5 separate regions of the Homo sapiens genome follow, and all the other regions are linked to region 2. Evidence: chromatin contacts called from ENCODE Hi-C or POLR2A ChIA-PET data. All regions are on one chromosome and are shown on one strand. The core of a region is the stretch at or near the end of the contact, and the rest is flanking DNA. Distances in the headings are between cores, read along the strand shown. Region 1 holds the start of ACAA1 (acetyl-CoA acyltransferase 1). Region 2 holds the start of UBP1 (upstream binding protein 1). Region 3 holds the start of OXSR1 (oxidative stress responsive kinase 1). Region 4 overlaps TRANK1 (tetratricopeptide repeat and ankyrin repeat containing 1). Region 5 holds the start of DLEC1 (DLEC1 cilia and flagella associated protein).

Region 1 (3,907 bases), core at 563-3,062, 4.7 Mb after region 2:
GAGACAAAGTATAGAGGAAGAAAAGTGGGCCCAGGGGACTGGTGCTCAGCAATTGAGGACCTACACCAGCACTGGTCTCTGAGTTCCCTCAGTATTTATTGATCACTATCTCTACTATCTTGGCAAGAGGGATGTGGCATTATATACCATTACTATAAGGTAATGGTGGGGAGGGGGTCAACAGGAAAAAATGTGAGCAAAGGACTCAGTGTCATAAGTAAGTTTAAGGAAAGGTGCTGTGCCTGGATGTGCACATAGGCCAGATTTATGTTTGACTTTACACAAACATCTCAGTGCAGTAAAGAGCAGTATTGCCGCCAGCATGTCTCACCTGCAGCCATAAGGCGGTTTTCTCCTATCTCAGTAAATAGAATGTATGGTTGGGTTTTACACCCAAGACATTCCATTCCCAGGGACAAGCAGGAGACAGATGCTTTCCTCTTATCTCAACTGCAAAGAGGCCTTCCTCTTTTACTAATACTCCTCAGCACCGACCCTTTACGGGTGTCTGCAAAGAGGCCTTCCTCTTTTACTAATACTCCTCAGCACAGACCCTTTACGGGTGTCGGGCTGGGGGACTGTAAGGTCTTTCCCTTCCCACTAGGCCATATCTCAGACAATCTCAGTGGGGGGAAACCTGGACAATACCCAGGCTTTCTTGGGCAGAGGTCCCTGCGGCCTTTCGCAGTGCACTGTGTACCTGGTTAATCGAGAATGGAGAATGGCGATGACTTTTACCAAGCATACTGCCTGCAAACAAATGGTTAACAAGCCACATCCTGCACAGCCCTAAATCCCTCAAACCTTGATTCAATACAGCACATGTTTCTGTGAGCACAGGGTTGGGGCTAAGGCTACAGATTAACAGCATCTCAAGGCAGAAAAATTTTTCTTAGTACAGATCAAAATGGAGTTTCTTCTGTCTTCCTTTTCTACACAGACACAGTAACAGTCTGATCTCTCTTCCTTTCCCCCACACTGCCGCACTCCCCTTGCCGAGATAGTGAAAATAGTAATCAATAAATACTGAGGGAACTCGGAGACCGATGCCGGTCACCTGGGCCCACTCTACACTTTGTCTCTGCGTCTTATTTCTTTTCTCAGTCTCTCCTCCCATCTGACGAGAAATACCCACAGGTGTGAAGGGGCAGGACCCCTTCAAAGGTCAAGGCCATGGAGGTTCCCCCAGTGAAAATTCGGGGCGGGGAGGTGAGGAGAGCTCTGGACGAACGGAAGAACGGGGAAGGCCCAGCGCAGGGCCTGAGTGGTTCGCTCACCGACACAGATGTCCCCCAGCTGTTCCGGCCTCAGATTCACGTCCTTGAGAACCGCGGTCATGACTGCCGAGAGAAGCTCGTCGGGGGTGGTGTCCTGCAGCAGAAAGAGCAGCCGCAGTGACCCCCACTCCCCCATGCCCACCCCAGGGAGACAAAGCGACCACAGCTGGGTGCGGAGCTGCCTCCGGCGTCCAGGATAACCAAACATACGAACCGGACCCCAGCCCGCGCCGGCGTCTTCCCACACTCGGCGCCCAGACCCTCGGGCCTCACCTTGAAGCCGCCGCGGCCCGCCCGGCAGATGGCCGTGCGCCGCCCGTGCACCACCACCACGTCCGCGGCCGAGGCCTGCGGGGCACCGCTCAGGCAAGGCGCGGCCTGCGGCATCCAGCCGGAATCGGCCGGACCCCTCAGGTGGCCCAGCACTACCTGCAGCCTCTGCATTGCGCAGGTCAACCCTGCAGACCAGCCACCAGTCCGGGAACTGACCGCGGAGTTAACAGACAGCCGTCCGCACACGCGCAGAACCACATCTCAGCCTCCAAGGCCTCAACTCCGCCCACAGCTCTGCGAACAGACGCGAGCGACCCTCCAAAAGTCCCGTCCACCTCCAGCCTCAGCCAACCACAAGGAGAGTCGGCCTGGGAACCCGCCCCTCCCCGCCACCGCCTACCAAGCCCTCTATAGGAGGGCCCACAGGCACCGCCCAGCCGAGCTTTCCACTCAATGCCCCGCCTACCTTGGCCTACCGCAGCCAACCAGAAGGTGTATCTTTACGAATCCCCGCCCAGAAATGCAGACCGGAAGTCTTTCCACCTTTTGTAGCCAAACCCGAGACCTGACCCCCAAATCCCTGTCTCCTGCCCGCAGCCAAACGGAAGGCTGGGCAGCCAGGACCGCTTACTGCTTGGGGGCTGGAGATGGAAGCCGAGGCTCTAATTCCTCTACCCACTTCCTAGGAGGCTCTGCTATCCCTCCGGTCCCAGTACCCGAGCTGGGGGACCTAAATACTTCCGAGACGCCCGAGTCCTGCTCCGACGTGGTTGGGCTTTCCCATTCTTTCGAGAAGACAGGGAATTTGGGCTTCCGGGCTGGCCGGGAGAACAGATTTTACAGACATGCGGGGTGTGACAAGCTCTCTAACTGGAGAATGAACATTTCACACTTTTACCAGTTTTACACCCAATTGGAATGATTTTATTAGTGCCCATTTCCCGTGCTAGGCTGGGGTCTCCACCAAGGCAGAGAGGTACCATGTATCCGGGGAGCCTGCGACACCCTTGACACTTAGTAGATGATCAATAAGTACTTGTCGAATGAGTAAATGAATGAACCAGGGCTCCCCAGGTCAGGACTGTGTCCCTAAACCTAAAGGGCAAGGCCACGTGCCCCCTTGACTCCCAATAGCAGGGCCATGTCTTCACCTGAGACCCTGGAGAGTAGTGCTGGGCTTTCCACAGACACCAAAGGACAGGGTGCCTTGTGCTCCCCAACCTAGTGTCATGACGTCCCCAACCATTTCGAGGGCAGGGCCACGGCATGCCTCAGGCTCCAGAAGGCAGCTGTCCGTTTCCCACTCCCACCTCGGGGAGCACAGCAGGGGTCTTCCCATACCCCTACTGGCAGGATTGCGTGTTCCCCAGAGACAGTGGAGGGCAGAGCTGGTGCCTTCCCACTTGTCCCCTCCTCGCCATCCTCGAGGGCAGGACCGTATGAACCCCTCAGATTCCTCCGTGGAAGAACTGTGGCTCCACCAGATCCCAAAAAGCAAGGCCCGTTTCCTACAACCCCCGAAGGAGGGTCGTCCTCACTCCGCCGCCAACCTACTAGCACCATCACCAGACCCTCGAGGGCGGTGCCGTGGACCTCTCCAGATCTCAAAAGGCAGATTCCTACTTCTTACGCCCCCCACATCACCCGCCTCGAGACCTCAAGGGTAGAGGTGGGCACCCCCGCCTCCGCACTTTTGCTCGGGGCTCCAGATTGTAGGGCAGGGCGGCGCTTCTCGGAAAGCGAAAGCCGGCGGGGCGGGGCGGGTGCCGCAGGAGAAAGAGGAAGCGCTGGCAGACAATGCGACCCGACCGCGCTGAGGCTCCAGGACCGCCCGCCATGGCTGCAGGAGGTCCCGGCGCGGGGTCTGCGGCCCCGGTCTCCTCCACATCCTCCCTTCCCCTGGCTGCTCTCAACATGCGAGTGCGGCGCCGCCTGTCTCTGTTCTTGAACGTGCGGACACAGGTGGCGGCCGACTGGACCGCGCTGGCGGAGGAGATGGACTTTGAGTACTTGGAGATCCGGCAACTGGAGACACAAGCGGACCCCACTGGCAGGCTGCTGGACGCCTGGCAGGGACGCCCTGGCGCCTCTGTAGGCCGACTGCTCGAGCTGCTTACCAAGCTGGGCCGCGACGACGTGCTGCTGGAGCTGGGACCCAGCATTGGTGAGGACGTCCCCTTCCTGGCCTCGTACCTGGGGGGTGAGGAGGCTGACTTTCCGCGGCCTCAGCATCCTGTCTCCCATGGAGAGACCCCATTTCCTGCCTCGGGGGCCCGAAGAAGCCTGCAGAGGGAGAACCATGCGGGTCCCGTTCCTTCTTAATAACCGGTCGCGGTTATTAAGAAGGACTGGAGAAA
Region 2 (3,746 bases), core at 603-3,102:
TACAACTGCAGAGAGAAGAGGTGCCAAGTTCAGGAAGCCCAACAGAGACCAAATCAGAGCCAGACGCTGGGGAACTCCAGGTTTAATATGCCTTCCACTACTCACTTCCACACTCCAAGAAATGTCTCCAACCTTTCTGAGAGTTCTTTATGGCTCAGAATTTCTCCTTAAGATTTAAAGACCCAATTACTTCAAGGAGCAGCCACCAAGATTCCAGGCCAGCTTTAACCCAGAAGTCCTCCTCTAGAGCTGCAGTAAGATGTATGAATGCTACTGGGAAACTGTAGAGCACTTCCAAAACATCAGACATTTTCTAAAGAACAGAAAGCTACACTTAATTCACATTATTGAAAAGCTGCCAAACCACTGATTTTTAGACTTTATTAGTCAAGTCAACGCTATGGTAAACTATATTTCAATAAAGCCACTAAAAAAATACAGAGTTTCCAAATTCCTAACAGTTAAAAAGGATAAAGGGCGGAGACTAAGCTCAGATCTGTTTCAATCTCTCCATATTAAAATGAATGACTGCTGGTACAGACAGCAGAGACTAAACAATTATTTGTGGTGCAATCACTGCATCTTAAAACCCTCAAGAGGAAACAGCCTGAGAGGGTAGTCTCCAAAATGAGAAACTTCACTTTGAGACAATCAAAAGAACAAAACGAAGTCACAGTGCTACTCCCACCGCTGCTCTTTCAATTATAATTTACTAACATCAAGTGATTAAAATCTGCAGCCAGAAAAGATCATAATGTAGGACAACAAAGTAGGAACTGATCCCAAAACGCTAGACAGTATTCTCCCAATATAAGTGCTGCCTTTTCGTACAGTGTATTCTAGCTCCAATGGGACTTGTAAATCACTTATAAGGAAAAGAAGCCCCTTCCCCCACCAACCCAAGCCATCCTAATAGCTGGGCGTGTTTTACAGCAAATATGAAGCACTCAGGAGCGGTCCGAGGCCGACGCTTGCGGGGCCATCCTCCCCCACCCGCCCGTCACCAGGGCGAGCAGAGGCCTTTGGGGTTCCATGGCCCCCGACCGCCACGCGGCAGGACTCCGACCCCGCAGCCCAGGAGGCCCGCGCACCTCTGGGAGCAGCCGCATCTGGCAGAGACTCAGGGCTGCGCAGGCCTTCCCCAAGGAGACAGAGGCTTCTCCCCGCCCAGGGAGCCCAGTACCTCATGCTGTAAGCGCCGGCGCCCAGTTCCTGCCCGATGCCCGAGAGGCTGGCGTCGAAGTCGTGCACCAGCCCGGACTCGATCACCTCGTCCATCTTGAGCACCCAGGCCATCTTCCGGCCTCGCCGTCGCCCCGCACACCGCGGCCTCCGCGTCCAGGGCGAAGGAGCCGGAGCTCCGCTGGCGCGTCCTGGGGGAGGGCGCGGGTGAAGCCTCCGGAGGGGCGGCGAGTGGTCACCAGCGGCGGCCGGGACGAGAGCTGCGGGGGCCCCACTGGCAGGGCACGACGAGCCCAGCGAGCAATTGCAGCGGGAGCGGCCGGGCCGCCGGCAGCGCCACCCTCCCGCGGACACCGGCCCTGCGCCTCATGCCGGCGCCGCCGCCCAGCCCCCGCGCCGCTAGCGCTGCAGCCGCCGCCGACCGCCCCGCCCGGGGCCCCCCGGTCGCATCCTCCTCCGGGACCGCTGGGAGGCTGGACCTCGGGCCGCTCCGAGGACCACACGGGGGCAAGCCCTCCGCCCGCCCGTCACCCGCCCCCAAGCCTTGACTCCTTGCCCCCGGCCCGCCCAGGCTCTAGCGCCACACCGCCCCGGCCAACCCCGCCGACGCCGCTCTGCCGGCCGGACGCTGGCTTCAACGCGACTCCGACTTAGGTTCACGCGCCGCTTCCGCCTCCCCCGGCCCCGCCCCGACCCCGCCCCGGCGTTCGCCCCACGCCTCGGCCCTCCCCGTACAGCCCCGCGCTTAGGGCCACTCCCCGCGCCTCGCGGCCCAGGAACTGTCCAGAGAGTGCAATGCGGCCCCGCCCACGCGGCTGTTCCCAGCCGGGGTGGCCTCGCTGCGTCCCCGCACAGCAGCCCAGGAAGAGGCGGTGCCAAAAGGGCTGCCAGTTTCCGCCCCTTCTAGCGAGCGAGATGATTGACAGGCCAACTGAGCAATACCTGCAAGGGCTTGGACGAAGCTCCCGTGAGTCTCTGTGTCCCCCGACTAAACAACCAATCAAAATGTTCTTCACCTTGGGCGGGCTCGAAGACGGAATTTGTTGCCAAAAGAAAGAGTTCATTGGACTGCATGGTAGAAAGCGACCCAAAACGCCACTTCCGGAGGTGATTTGCTCCTCTGTGGTATTTCCCGGTCGTCTCTGCTTTATGCCCTCTCTACCGAGGGAGTGAGCGGTTTGCACCCCATCTGGTGACAGAAAAGCCAGTTGTGCAGAAAACCTTGATTGGCGTGAGAATAAGCCAATCAACGCTCCTGAGAAAGAGCTCTGGAAAGACTTCCCCTATTGGTTGCATTGCCGAGAGCAGCTTGGCTATCCTGAGTTGAACTAGCTGTTGGTCATCCTAAGGGCAGGCGGTCTCCTGAAGTTGGACCGAACCATTAGGACGTGCCACAGTAACAGCTACGCTGCTCAGAAGGCCCGAAGGGTCTTCCTCAGCGACCTAGCGTGGGCACGCGCCACTGCGGCCAAAAGACAGAAATCTTTTTACCGGAAGAGATGAAATAGAAAGCAGGAGCCAGAGGCTGACTTACAGAGCCAGTGTGCGGATCAGAGTTCCTTAGGAGCGGCTGCTGGCGCTTGACGGGCGGAATCCTTGCTGAAGAGAACGTCAAGGCCCGGGCTTCGCCCTGCATCGAACTTACTGCCTAAGAATAAGACCCAAATGCTGAGCGCCCCGCCCCAACTTGCCAGTTTAAGTGCAAAAATACATAGATTAAAATGTCAGCCTAATAAAGCAGTGGCACTGAGCCAGAAAAAAATAGTCTCAACGCCTGTGTGATTTAGATACTAACTTACAGGCTCACGCCTGTAATCCCAGCACTTCGGGAGGCCGAGGCGGGTGAATTAGTTGAGGTCAGGAGACCATCCCGGCCAACATGGTGAAACCCCGTCTCTACCAAAAATAACAAAAATTAGCTGGATGTGGTGGCGCGCCCATGTAATCCCAGCTACTCAGGAGGCTGAGGCGGGAGTAAGGCTTGAACCCGGGAGAAGACAGAGCAACACTCGGTCTCCAAAAAAAAAAACCACAAATTAACTTGGAGAATGTTTTTCTCTTTACACAACATTTTTGCAAACATTTCATTTGATAAAGCCATACTTTAGAGATGAGGTAATTCAGGTGAAAATGTGTAAAGATTACACAGTGCAAGGTCACACAGTAAGCAGGTAAACCGGGGCTATTTGACTAATCCAGATTTCTCTGATTCCAGGCGAAAACATTAGATTGGCCATCAGTTCAGGAAGCTCCATTCCACTATTACAAATAAATCTGCACAAACAATTGGATAGTCAAGGGAAACATTGGTCTCATTGGGGGTCTCAGATATGTCTTCATTCCATGATCTCACCTCACTTGCATAACCTAGTCTATAACCAGATTAGCCAGGCCTACTATTAGTTGTTGGAAAATTTGGAGAAATGGAATTGGGGGAAGATAATTCTCTGGTTTTTGGAGAGAGTGTAAAAGTACAAGCTACCATCAATTTTTCAATCAGGCTGTGCCCTAAGGAAGTACTGGGTCAAATATTTAGAAATTGAGCCTCAGGCTGGGCAGTGTCT
Region 3 (3,599 bases), core at 338-2,837, 4.7 Mb after region 2:
ATAGGGAACCAAACATCCAGTTATTTTAGTTTCTTTGGCTAATGTTTAAAGTTATTACTGCCCTCTTGCTTATCAAGGGGTTCATTAACTTTTCAAGGCTAGCTAAGTGCCGGGAATTTCTCTTGAAGTAACTCAAGATTTTCCTTTATTTCCATGGTTGAGGGCCTGCAGGCCCTAAAAGGGGTCCCTGCTCCGTCTCAGCTGGGCCTAGGTGAAGGTCTCTTCCTTTTTCTGAGACGGTGTCTCCGTCTGTTGCCCAGACTGGAGTGCAGTGGCATGCTCTCGGGTCACTGCAACCTTCGCCTCCTGCTTCAGCCTCCCTAGTAGCTGGGATTACAGGCGCCAGCCACCACGCCCAGCGATTTTTCTGTATTTTAGTAGAGAGGGAGTTTCACCATGTTGGTCAGGATGGTCTCGAACTCCTGACCTCAGGTGGTCCGCCCGCCTCCGCCTCCCAAAGTGTTGGGATTACAGGCGTGAGCCACCGCACCCGGCCTAAGGTCTCTTCCTTAAAGACTGCCGTTGGACTGAAAGGTGTCCAACCTAGAACAGTTTCGCACCTAGCCCTATCCCTGTTGGATGCTCATTATTTTTTAAAATCCAATTTACCAAGCGTGTTCAGTCTTCAGCTCGCTAATTTCTCTAACGGCCGTACGTAGTCAAACTGAGAAAACTGTTCAGTGGGGGCGACAAAAGCCAACGCCCGTGAGACAACCCCCAAATCCGTGGGTCGATCTCACTTGTTTAATACCCCAAGCCCTGTCCGGGGGGAAGAAAGACAACCTCCCGAGTCCCTCAAGGCAGGTGCTTATTTGAGCTTCAGATCTAAAGCTGCGAATGGACAGAACCCGCCCAGTGCAGGGTGGACCCGCGAGAGACAGCGCCGCGACAAGCGTTAGAGAGAACGTCCGCCTTGAAAAAAATGTCACCAGGCAAACTTCCAGTTTCACTCCGACCAGTGGCCCAAGGCCTTTTATCCTAGTTGGCAGTGGTCCACACCCAAAGGCTACCCCACCCAGCCGCTCCCTCAGGGTTTCTCCACACCCTGTAGAGCCTTTCGCACGTCTCGAGGGTGTGACGGTTACGCCGTGACGTCACTCCAGAGGAAGTGGTAAGACGAGCGCGGTAACGGAGCTCTTGAAGGGCTGCAGCCCTAACACGGAGAAGCGCGCTAAGAGCCTGGAGGCGGGACCAATTTATGACTGACGTCTACCCACACCCATTGCTTTTCTGATTCCTTCTCAAACAAACCAATGAATGCGACGACGGAGACAGCAGCGTGCCCCAGGCGCTAGAAGTGGCTCTGCCCCTTCTACTTTGCTGCCCTTTGGTCGCCATGCTTAGTGTGGCTACTGCCTCTGTGCTACTTGAGGCTCTCCTACGGCTTTTCGATGCCTTCGATGAACCTCTACCTAAGCACTTCTTCCCTTTCACCGCGAACTCCTACCTTCTCGGGTTTCTAGCTTGCTCACTTTACATCCAGCCACACTGGAGATGGCGGCCGGAGGCGGGCCCGAGGTGGGGCGTGACCAGCGCAGTGACGTCAGCGCGCTGCGTGTCGGCAGGTGGAGGAAGAGGGGAAAGTTTGGCCCGTGCGTGGGGCTGGGGTGGAGGGCGGGACAGAGGGGCTGGGCCCAGGCAAAGCTTCTGTCGCTGCTGCTGCGGAGGCCGAGGACAGGACGTGGGCTGGGCCGGGCAGTGCCGGACTCGGAGGAGCAGGAGGCGAGGTCCGCCGGAGCTCTGAGCCCCCGCTGCTCTGCCGCGCGGTGACCCCGCGCCCCGGCGCCGTCCGACCCGTGGCTGTTCCGAGACGATTGGTGGGGGCGCGGCGGCGGCGGCGGCGGCTGTTGGGGGTGGGGAGACGCGCGGCGAGGAGACGAGCGAGGTCAGCGAGTTTGAGGGAGGACCGCGAGCCGCTGCCGCCGTCATGTCCGAGGACTCGAGCGCCCTGCCCTGGTCCATCAACAGGGACGATTACGAGCTGCAGGAGGTGATCGGTGAGAGCAGGCGCTGCGGAGGGGGGAGGCGCGGCGCTGGGAGGCGGGGGACACGGGAACGTGGGGAGCCGCGGGAGCTCGGGGAGCGCAGCCCTCATAGGAATTCGTGGGGCGCTTGTGGGGCTGGGGGCTTGTAGGACGCTTGTGTCGAGGAGCGCGTGTGAGACGGGAAGGGGGTTTTGAGGCGCGCGCCTGTGAGGTGGCGTGGGGTGGGGTGAGGCTTGAGGGGGCTCAGGAGAGATTTGTGTACAGGATTCTCAAATGTGTGGACAGGAGCGGCCCATGTGTCTTGTAGAGAAAGAAAGTGCAGGTGTGGGACAGGCCTTTCCGAGGCTGTGTGAGAAATGGGATCTTGAAGTGGGCACAGCCATCGATTTCTGGGATTGTGGGATAGATAGGGAGCTTTAAGTTTTTCCTCCATCCGTGCTGGGGCGAACTGGGGATCCTCCAGGTGAAGCTGCAGGAACCGCGCTGAGCAACCGAGACCCAACTTACGACTCCTTCCAACTGACTTTCCAGTCGGGGAGGTAGACATTAAATAAGAAGACAAAAAGAAGTAAGAAGGGCTGGGCGTGGTGGCTCACGCCTGTAATCCCACCACTTTGGGAGGCCGAGGCGGGCGGATCACGAGGTCGGGGGTTCGAGACCAGCCTGGCCAATATGGTGAAACCCCGTCTCTACTAAAAATACAAAAATTAGTTGGGTGTGGTGGTGCGCGCCTGTAATCCCAGCTACTCGGGAGGCTGAGGCAGAAGAATCCTTGAACCCGGGAGGCGGAGCTTGCAGTGAGCTGAGATCGCGCCACTGCACTCCAGCCTGGGCGACAAACCCTGACTCTGACTCAAAAAAAAAAAAAAAAAAAAAAAAATTTGAAGAGGCTTTGGCAAGTGCCATGAAGGAGATAAACAAGATGTTCTGATAGAGAATAACCTGGAGATCTACTTAGGGTGATTTCAAGGAAAATTCTTTTTCTGAGGCGATAACATTTCAGTTGAGCCCTGAAGCATGAGAAGTGAGGATTAAGAGCCTCGGGAAGATTTTTCCTTACAGAGGGATATAGAGATGCAGTGGCCTTGAGTAAGGGAAGAGCTTGATTTGTTTTAGGACCTGAAGGAAGGCTGGCAAGGATAGAGAGGGAAGGGAGGAGCCAGATCTTAGGGATCTTCTCAGCTTTGGTACAGATTTTGGAATTTTAAGTATCACTGGAGGCCCTCAAATAGTGCCTTGACGTGATCCGATAAATTGGGCTGGTGTGTGAAAAGATTTGAAGGGGGTCCAGGAATACCAGTTGGCAGAGACCAAAACTTGCACATAGATTGTAATTCTCACAGAAGCCTAGGGATTGGGAGGAGGCTGGGGACTGGGGATGAGGGGAGTATTTGTTGGACAACAATAACCCAGTGACCTTGGAAATCAAAATGTTTAGCTATACAGGCTCAATCCAACGGACATGAGCAGACACCTGTGTATTGGAGGAAGGCGAATTATCTGCTTTGCCAGCATCCTGCCCTAAAATTAGTTTTATAACAAAGACCAACTGAAGACTTCCTAGCTGCCTTGGGGGTGTCAGTGTTTATTTCACTGTGGGTTTAAAAAGAACTT
Region 4 (3,703 bases), core at 581-3,080, 3.5 Mb after region 2:
CCCCACTATATGAAATGAATAACACCAGGACAAATCTGGCTAAAGCAAAGACAGGGGTCCCAGGCCTCAAGCCCATGGCCACCTCCCACACCCCCATTCCTGGGGAGATGATACAGCCTACAAGAGGTAGACTAGACAAGTTCTCTCGGCCCTTTCTGGCACTAAACTGCTATGGGTGAATGTCCCACAGTGCTGCTACGTGTGCTTGGAAAGAAAAACAAACTTCTATCTAAAGTGTGAGTGTGTGCATATGTGTGTGTTAATGATAAAATAAAAATATTTTTAAAGTTAAAGCCTATAACCAGATGGCAAAGCTTAAAAAAGAATTTCATGAAAATAGCAGTCCTTTAAAAGAAGCACAGCCAAACTGTATCAGCAACAGCTCATGTCTCCCTTGGGATACCCCCAGCCAAGGGACTATGTTCTGTGTCCCACAACACAGCCGTCAACCCTAGAGTGAAAATGAACCGAGAGAAATAGACCAAAGCTGCCTATGCCGGAAGGAGGAAACTCTGCAGGTCTCCTGGGAGTGTTGCCCAGCAACAGCTGTCTGTCCTAAGTCCCTTCCATGGGTCCCAGGGCTCCATCCTCCTGCCAGGATCTGCCTAGAGTCACAGAATCCTTTCCGTTTGGACCTCCTGCAGCTACTAGGTGCCAGGAAAGATAAAAATGATACTATTTTCCTGCTGCTTCATTCATTTGAATAATCAGATCATTTGAATATTCAAATGGTCTGCATTCAAGTGGCTTAATTCTAGTTTCACTTGAGCTCAACAGAGTTCCAGAACTAGGCTAGAAGGGCAGCTTGGAGGGTGGAAAACTGGGAGAAGACTCACTGGCTTGGATACAGAGTCGCATGAGGGCATGAAGGGGATACGGTCCTATAGTCTCAACACTTGCACCAATGGAGATGAGCCACTGGACTAACTTGGGCACTTGTTCCATCTTCTCATAAAGTCCAATGAAAACGTATTTCTGGGGAAAAAAAACACACAGGACAAATTATGGAAGTCACTAATCAATATGAAGCTTCAAACTCCTTTACCCATAAAGTATGGAATCAGTAAAACTTGGATTAGCTGTGGTCCAAGCCTAGGATTATTATAAATAACAAATTTGTGGTAAGGCAGCTGAAGGAGAAAGTACAAGACACAAGGAAGTGTATGTTTCAAGAAATCGCCTTGCGAGGCGCAGTGATTCACGCCTATAATCCCAGCACTTTGGGAGGCCAAGGTGGCCGATCACCTGAGGTCAGGAGTTCAAGACCAGCCAGGCCAACATGGCGAAACCCCATCTTTACCAAAAAATACAACAATTAGCCGGGCACTGTGGTAGGCGCCTGTAATCCCAGCTATTCGGGAGGCTGAGGCAGGGAGAATTGCTTCAACCCAGGAGGAGGAGGTTACAGTGAGCTATCATGCCACTGCACTCCAGCCTGGGCGAAAGGGCGAGACTCAGTCTCAAAACAAAACAAAACAAAACAAAACATATATATATATATATATAGATATATATAGATATATATATCACCTTACCTCAAAGAGACTTTTCAGTGATAACTCTGGGACATGAATATTTCTTGGTAATCGGTCTTTTTTTGCTGACAGAAGCAGAAATGACTGGTGGGAGAAGACAGAAAAGGCTGGAATAATAATGTTCTCCACATAGGTTATTAAAGCAAAAAAGTTATTTTAAGCTTTAAAACAAGCAAATAAAAAAAAACCACTCTCTAGCCTTGTCTTTTTTTAAAGTGCTTGCCAAGTTTTTCAGCTATTTGCTGTGACAATTAAAGTCTCTGTCTAGCCAACTTCCTGTTCCTGCTGAGGACTAAGGCCCCTCCACACTTCCTCAAAGCCTGCTGAGGACAGGAGCAGATGATGTCATGTAGCATTTCACAGCATAGTTGCAATGAGATTACAAAAAAAAAAGAGTAATTCCCTGCCAAGTTCTTAAGGCTTAGCAAGTGGAAGACTCAAATCCTTTAGAAATATCCCATCCCAATCAATTATTCCTCACATCAGCGTTTTAAAAGCCCCAAGTACTTGGAGCCCATTAGACCCTGTCAATGGTGTGCTGCAGCCGGCTCCTATCAGCTACTGAGTTGATGATGCACATCTCCTCCTAACTCCAAGTCTTGTATGTCATATTAGTAGCTGGAAATTGGCCATGGTGAGAGTATTTATACTACCAAAGTTAGCAAATGCTACAAATCGGGACCTTTTCTTTTCAGAGACCCAGTTGTTAAACTACTGACCCTATCTAAAGTTGCTGAAGAGACTAAATCCCAGAGAAGTTAAGCCAGTTTTCACAGGTCTCACAGCACATCTTGAGAAGCCCCTACTGAGATCATTCAGGTATGCTAACAGATCTAAGAATTCCCGGCTCTGTTATGACCATGACTGGAGACCCAGTCTCAGCTCCAGCCTCTCTCATGTATGGCTTTTGCCAGTGGACTTAGGACCACAGGAACTGAGCCCATGGCCACATCTCACTTCTAGTTTCTTTCAGATTGATACCCATTCTTTTTTTTTTTTTGAGACAGAGTCTCACTCTTGTTGCCCTGGCTAGAGTGCAGTGGTGCAATCTCAGCTCACTGCAACCTCTGTGATGCCCATTCTTAACTTTTTGCCCTAAACAAGCCTCGCTGCCCACACTCAACCCCACATGATAAGTTCAGCATTCTAGTGGGCAGATTGCTGGCCTTTTAAAAGATGCTTCTGTCTGCAGTATTTGGGAATTACCAGAGCCTCACTGCAGGTAGGATGTTGGACCTGCCACTTGGGCTGGATTCCTGGGCCCTCCCTTGACTGGCTGGGATAATAATCTATTAGGAGTTGCCTGTCTCCCATTCTCTCATTCTCTGCCTAGGCCATGGAGCTCTATTCATATCCACCCCACACTGGGAAGAGAGGACAAGGTTCTTTCCCTGAGTGCAGTAAATTAAACTATCTTCCTGCTAATGAGGCCTAAGGCCTCCTGCTCACAGATCTACCCTAGCACTTGGAATCACAGAATTTCAAAACTTTTTAAAAAATAAAGCTGGAAGGATCCTTATAAATCTCTTAGGCCAGCTACCTTATCCCAGGAGAAAATATCTCAAATGTCTTTTAATGGGACCCTGGATTTCTGACTACTGGTTCCCCAAGAGTTCAGTCTGCCTTCCTCAACCCTGCTGCCTGCCCTCCCAAGATTTTTTAATACAGGGGTAAGCTTCAGGGAGCCCATGGCTGGACTCCAGGAGGTTTCCCATGAACCCCCTGAAACTATACACATAATTGTCAGTGCATGACAAGAGAGCCCCACAGATTTCATTCGATTTCCAACAGAATCCATTACCTTGCCCAAAATTTAAGAATTCTCTATTCTAAAGTCATCCAACCTGCTAGGATCAGGAGTCCTTAATAGGTTGCCCTTGTTTTTGGTGACTTTTCTGGACTGCCCAGCTTTTGAAAGCCCAGGAGGGCTGTTCTAACCAAATTCGTAGCTTGGCCAGCCCATTCTCATGAGCACTTATAGCCTATCACCAATGACGACTACTATTCACTGGGCACTTAGAATATGCCAGGTATTATAAAACCCCTCAGCTCAATGCCTGGCACTGTAAACCTTCCACAAACATTACCTGATAGGTGCTCTTGTCCATTATTTCTGATCTCACCAAAACTCTGAAGAAATAGGTTTATATAATGCAACTTACAAATGA
Region 5 (3,987 bases), core at 832-3,331, 4.6 Mb after region 2:
ACCTCTCCCAGGCTAGTCAGACTCTGTGACTGTCTCTGAGGCTGTCTAGAGGCAGGGTGGAGAAGCCAAAAGTAATGGCAAGAGTCCATTGTCCTGTCCTTCCCTATAACAGGGAAGGGGGCCAGAGAGCCTCCACAAGCGGAACTGCTCCTAAATGACAAGACCACCCAACTGGGGCTCCATTTGCCACATTAGAGCAATGGAGGCCCCCAGACTGTTGCACCCCTCTTCCTACCCACAGCTCCTTCCTGCACCACTGGGGGCCTTGCATGCTTGTGGAAAATTGGAGAAATGCCTGTTTGCCAAAGCTCCCTCCACTTCCCTCCTCCTCCCCCCACCATAGCTACCCTTTTAAGTCAGCCCTGGGAGGATAAACTTAAAGAAGAGGCCTGCATAGGCCCTGGAATGAACTCAGGACATGTGGGCACATACTTTTGGGGTCCCATGTGCCTGGAGGCGAGGCACGGGGCACATCATCTTGGCCCTGTGATCTCTTACTCTGTGGGAAAGAGTGCGGGGGACAGCCAGAGATGGGCCTCTCAAGCACACAGTCCAGGGCAGGCGGCCCTGGCTTCTCAGCTCTCAGGACAGAAAAGGTCCTGGAAAGGACAAAAGAGAGAGCCAGGCCCAACCAAGAGAAGTAGAAGTGGAAGTAGCCCAGGTGTGTGGGCAAGCATGCTAGCACTCATCTCTGGAAGTGGGTTTCAGGATGTAAGGCAAGCAAACTCAGTGTGGAGTAGAAAGTGGTTGGTTGTATCACCTGTGAGCAAAAGCCATGGTGTGCAAATGACAACAGTCAATGTGATGTTATGCTGCTGCCCTGGACAAATGCAGTCCTCTTTTCCATCTCAGTGATGCTGTCATCACCCCCCTGATTGCACACACAGGATACCTGGGAGTCATTCTTGGTGCCTGTTTCTTACCTCCCATTATCCACCAGCAAGTCTTATCAATTCTACTTTTTGGATCTATCTCCAATCCAGTTCCCTCTCTCTCATCCAATCTCCCTTCATCTCTTTCCTAACTTCTGTGCTAGTTTCCTAACTGAACTTCCTGATGCCTCTTGCCTCTCCTGTCTATTCTCATAGCAATCAGAATGATCTTAGTAAAACAGAGCTGACCATGACATGCCCCAGCTTAAGACCCTTGATGAACCTCCTACTGCCCTCAAAATAAAGTCCAAATTCCCTATTGTGGCCTACCAACCCACTTATGATCTGGCCCTAACCTATCAGTGTCATTCCTCCACCCTCACACTCTTTAAGTTCCACTCCTCCTGAATTTCATTCCGTCCTTCCCACATTTTTAAATATTTTGTAAAGATGGGGTCTCCCTATGTTGCCCAGGCTGGTCTCAAACTCCTGGCTTCAAGTGATCCTCGTGCCTCAGCCTCCCAAAGTGTTGGGATTACAGGTGTGAGCCACCACACACACGCTCTTATTTAGGTACTTTTTTGTTTTTTGTCATTCTACTAACTGTAGTACTGCATTGTGGTTTTAATTTCCACTTCTTTGATGACTAATGATGTTCAGTCTACTCCTTCTTTGAAATCTCTGCTTGGTTTTCATTTGTTCCAAGAAGTAATCGCTCCTTCTACAGACTAAGTTCCTGTCCTCCTTTGTAGTTCCATGACAACCAATATTTATCTCCACCTTGGCCTTAACCCACTAAAGTACAGTTGTTTTACTTTTACCTCCACACCCACCGCCATCATCACAAACACACACATACACGACTGTGCACTTCCTGAAGGCAGAAGCAGCATCATACTTCTTTGGTATCTTCAGCAATCAGCACAGACCTGAAACACAATCTTTACACAATAAATATGATGAGTGAATGAACAGTTGCTTAACAAATTAAAGAATGGATGAAGGTAGGTAGTTAGGTACAAGGTTTTGCAGATAGGCCTGGCTGTGTCAATTAAACCTTTCTTCATGGGTCCTCACACTTAGTAAGCTCACTTTTAAAAGGACAATGCTGAAGACACAAATGTTTACAATGACCACAGCGATGACGGGATCCGAGAGAAAGGCAAGGCGGAAGGGGTGAGGCCGGAAGCCGAAGTGCCGCAGGGAGTTAGCGGCGTCTCGGTTGCCATGGAGACCAGGAGCTCCAAAACGCGGAGGTCTTTAGCGTCCCGGACCAACGAGTGCCAGGGGACAATGTGGGCGCCAACTTCGCCACCAGCCGGGTCCAGCAGCCCCAGCCAGCCCACCTGGAAGTCCTCCTTGTATTCCTCCCTCGCCTACTCTGAGGCCTTCCACTACAGCTTCGCAGCCCGGCCCCGCCGCCTCACGCAGCTTGCGCTGGCGCAGCGTCCCGAGCCTCAGCTGCTTCGTCTGCGCCCCTCCTCGCTGCGCACCCAAGATATCTCGCACTTGCTCACCGGCGTCTTCCGCAACTTGTACTCAGCCGAGGTCATCGGCGACGAAGTGAGCGCAAGCTTGATCAAGGCCCGCGGCAGCGAGAATGAGCGCCACGAGGAGTTCGTGGACCAGCTGCAGCAGGTAACGTGGCGGTGGCGTCGCGTCTGCGGACGGTGCCGGGGTCTCAGCGCTCGGCACGCGTCAGCACCTGCCAGGTGCCAGGCGCTGTTCCAGGATCTGGGGCTGCAGTTGAGAAACAGCCCATCATGCCGAAGTGGGCCCGACATTCTAGTGGAAGGACGCTCTATCCATACACACACATGCGCAAATACCACACATACCACACAACGTGCGGCATATATCTGTAGCACCTGTCTATATTTCTCTAGACACATACGTTATATATTGCATATATCAATGAACGACTGCGGCAGACCGCTGAATAGTTGTTCCATGGAGAGGATAAAGCCAAAAGTCACCCGGCTTTGGGGTGCCTTTGTATCACAAACCACAATCTTGACTGGGCCATTCATGCGCAGATTTTAGGAAGCGTGTCTAGCCTCTAGAACAGCAACTCTGCTTCCTCATCTGTACAAGGAGAAAACCAGCTGACTCGCGGCCTCTGTGCTGAGTCGGCCTCTGCTGGCCACACTACTGAAGACTCCCTTAAACTTGTGGGCACTCCTCCCATACCCGATCCTTTACCCCGGTGTGCTTCCTGCCTCTCAGATCTTCTTCTTCTCCTTTCTGTTCTGTCCTCTACCTGCCCCTTAAGTGACATGCATCCCACGTCGTTAGCTTCAGTCATTCCTTCACTTAACACATTTGTTGAATGTCTGCTGGGTGTCATACTCTGTTCTAGGCAGTGGGGATTCAGCAGTGAATAAAAACGCCAGTGTTCGGGCACACCCACACTCACACACGCAACCTGTCCTCTGTAGCTTTCAACCTAACTGAGGTAGATAGACATTAACAAAATGAATACCTATACAGTATGTGAGATACTTACAGGACCAGTCTCGCCGCCTCCACGGGTTATAGGCTTCTTAAAGTGCAGCCAGAGCCCCTGGCTGGGATCCTGTACTCTGTGATTCGTGGGTCACCACATTCACTCTGCTAAGACTTCAGCCTACCCAGCCAGACCTTGCCCTTGAACTTCAGACTCACATCCCTGTCATTCACATGAGCCAGAATATATGGAGCATTATAAACCTATAAACCCCATGACCAGTCACCCAGTTCACTGGATTCTATCTTCTCAGTATCTGTCCCATAAGTAGCCACTATACCAGAGTCTGAATTGGCAAATAGTGATCCCTTTTTTTGAAGAAAAAAAGTAATACATATTACAAATTTTTTTTTTTGACAGAGTCTGGCTCTGTTGCCCAGGCTGGAGTGCAGTGATGTGATCACAGCTCACTGCAGCCTTAACATCAGGGGCTCAACTGATCCTCCCTCCTCAGCATCTGGAGTAGCTAGGACCACAGGTGTGCACCAGTATGCCCAGCTTATTTATTTATTTATTTATTTATTTGAGATGGAGTCTCACTCTGTCACCCAGGCTGGAGTGCATGGCGCAATCTCAGCTCACTGCAAGCTCCACCTCCCACATTCATGC

What was found. Hi-C counts contacts between places; a loop is a spot of excess contacts on that map. ChIA-PET counts read pairs that join two places held with the same protein, here RNA polymerase II (POLR2A). Pooled maps may share reads with other maps.
Region 1: a loop to region 2 is called in a map of B cell, with 22 times the contacts of the local background. The contact joins the promoter of ACAA1 here to the promoter of UBP1 in region 2. A Hi-C loop is called at or near these places in 2 of 168 maps with a recorded cell type or tissue (B cell and naive thymus-derived CD4-positive, alpha-beta T cell) and 9 of 50 pooled maps.
Region 3: a loop to region 2 is called in a map of naive thymus-derived CD4-positive, alpha-beta T cell, with 31 times the contacts of the local background. The contact joins the promoter of OXSR1 here to the promoter of UBP1 in region 2. A Hi-C loop is called at or near these places in 1 of 168 maps with a recorded cell type or tissue (naive thymus-derived CD4-positive, alpha-beta T cell), 1 of 37 single-sample maps with no recorded cell type and 12 of 50 pooled maps.
Region 4: a loop to region 2 is called in a pooled map, with 4 times the contacts of the local background. The contact joins the enhancer-like site here to the promoter of UBP1 in region 2. A Hi-C loop is called at or near these places in 5 of 50 pooled maps.
Region 5: a pooled map shows a loop between it and region 2 (15-fold over the local background). The contact joins the promoter of DLEC1 here to the promoter of UBP1 in region 2. A Hi-C loop is called at or near these places in 2 of 168 maps with a recorded cell type or tissue (B cell and naive thymus-derived CD4-positive, alpha-beta T cell) and 10 of 50 pooled maps. POLR2A ChIA-PET finds 5 or more read pairs at or near these places in 3 of 52 experiments (CD4-positive, alpha-beta T cell, activated B cell and endothelial cell of umbilical vein).

What each region holds. Positions count from the first base shown.
Region 1 is chr3:38,135,315-38,139,221 of GRCh38, forward strand. ACAA1 (acetyl-CoA acyltransferase 1) reads right to left here and starts at 1,813. Exons shown (of 12, transcript NM_001607.4): 1 at 1,551-1,813; 2 at 1,278-1,371. The coding sequence starts at 1,721. It overlaps MYD88 (MYD88 innate immune signal transduction adaptor), which reads left to right and starts at 3,347. Exons shown (of 5, transcript NM_002468.5): 1 at 3,347-3,714. The coding sequence starts at 3,387. RefSeq lists enhancers at 2,928-3,871, 3,031-3,440.
Region 2 is chr3:33,438,553-33,442,298 of GRCh38, forward strand. UBP1 (upstream binding protein 1) reads right to left here and starts at 1,853. Exons shown (of 16, transcript NM_014517.5): 1 at 1,184-1,853. The coding sequence starts at 1,296. RefSeq lists silencers at 858-1,092, 1,012-1,061, 1,292-1,611, 1,662-1,771, 1,832-1,991 and 1 more and enhancers at 1,311-1,810, 2,142-2,331, 2,542-2,831.
Region 3 is chr3:38,163,950-38,167,548 of GRCh38, forward strand. OXSR1 (oxidative stress responsive kinase 1) reads left to right here and starts at 1,588. Exons shown (of 18, transcript NM_005109.3): 1 at 1,588-1,997. The coding sequence starts at 1,928. It overlaps LOC101928234 (a long non-coding RNA gene), which reads right to left and starts at 1,527. Exons shown (of 5, transcript XR_940733.2): 1 at 1,448-1,527. RefSeq lists enhancers at 263-1,462, 623-702, 853-982, 1,253-1,352, 1,746-2,361 and silencers at 1,593-1,982, 2,033-2,082.
Region 4 is chr3:36,891,366-36,895,068 of GRCh38, forward strand. TRANK1 (tetratricopeptide repeat and ankyrin repeat containing 1) reads right to left here. Exons shown (of 24, transcript NM_001329998.2): 6 at 1,536-1,619; 7 at 837-975. Among named protein-coding and RNA genes, the nearest start is that of TRANK1, 52 kb to the right of the region's middle. Within about 2 kb of position 1,831, at least 13 of the 41 ENCODE cell types and tissues checked have a DNase peak (open chromatin) inside an H3K27ac peak, as active enhancers do.
Region 5 is chr3:38,037,127-38,041,113 of GRCh38, forward strand. It overlaps DLEC1 (DLEC1 cilia and flagella associated protein), which reads left to right and starts at 2,082. Exons shown (of 37, transcript NM_007335.4): 1 at 2,082-2,510. The coding sequence starts at 2,100. RefSeq lists enhancers at 2,147-2,356, 2,647-2,876.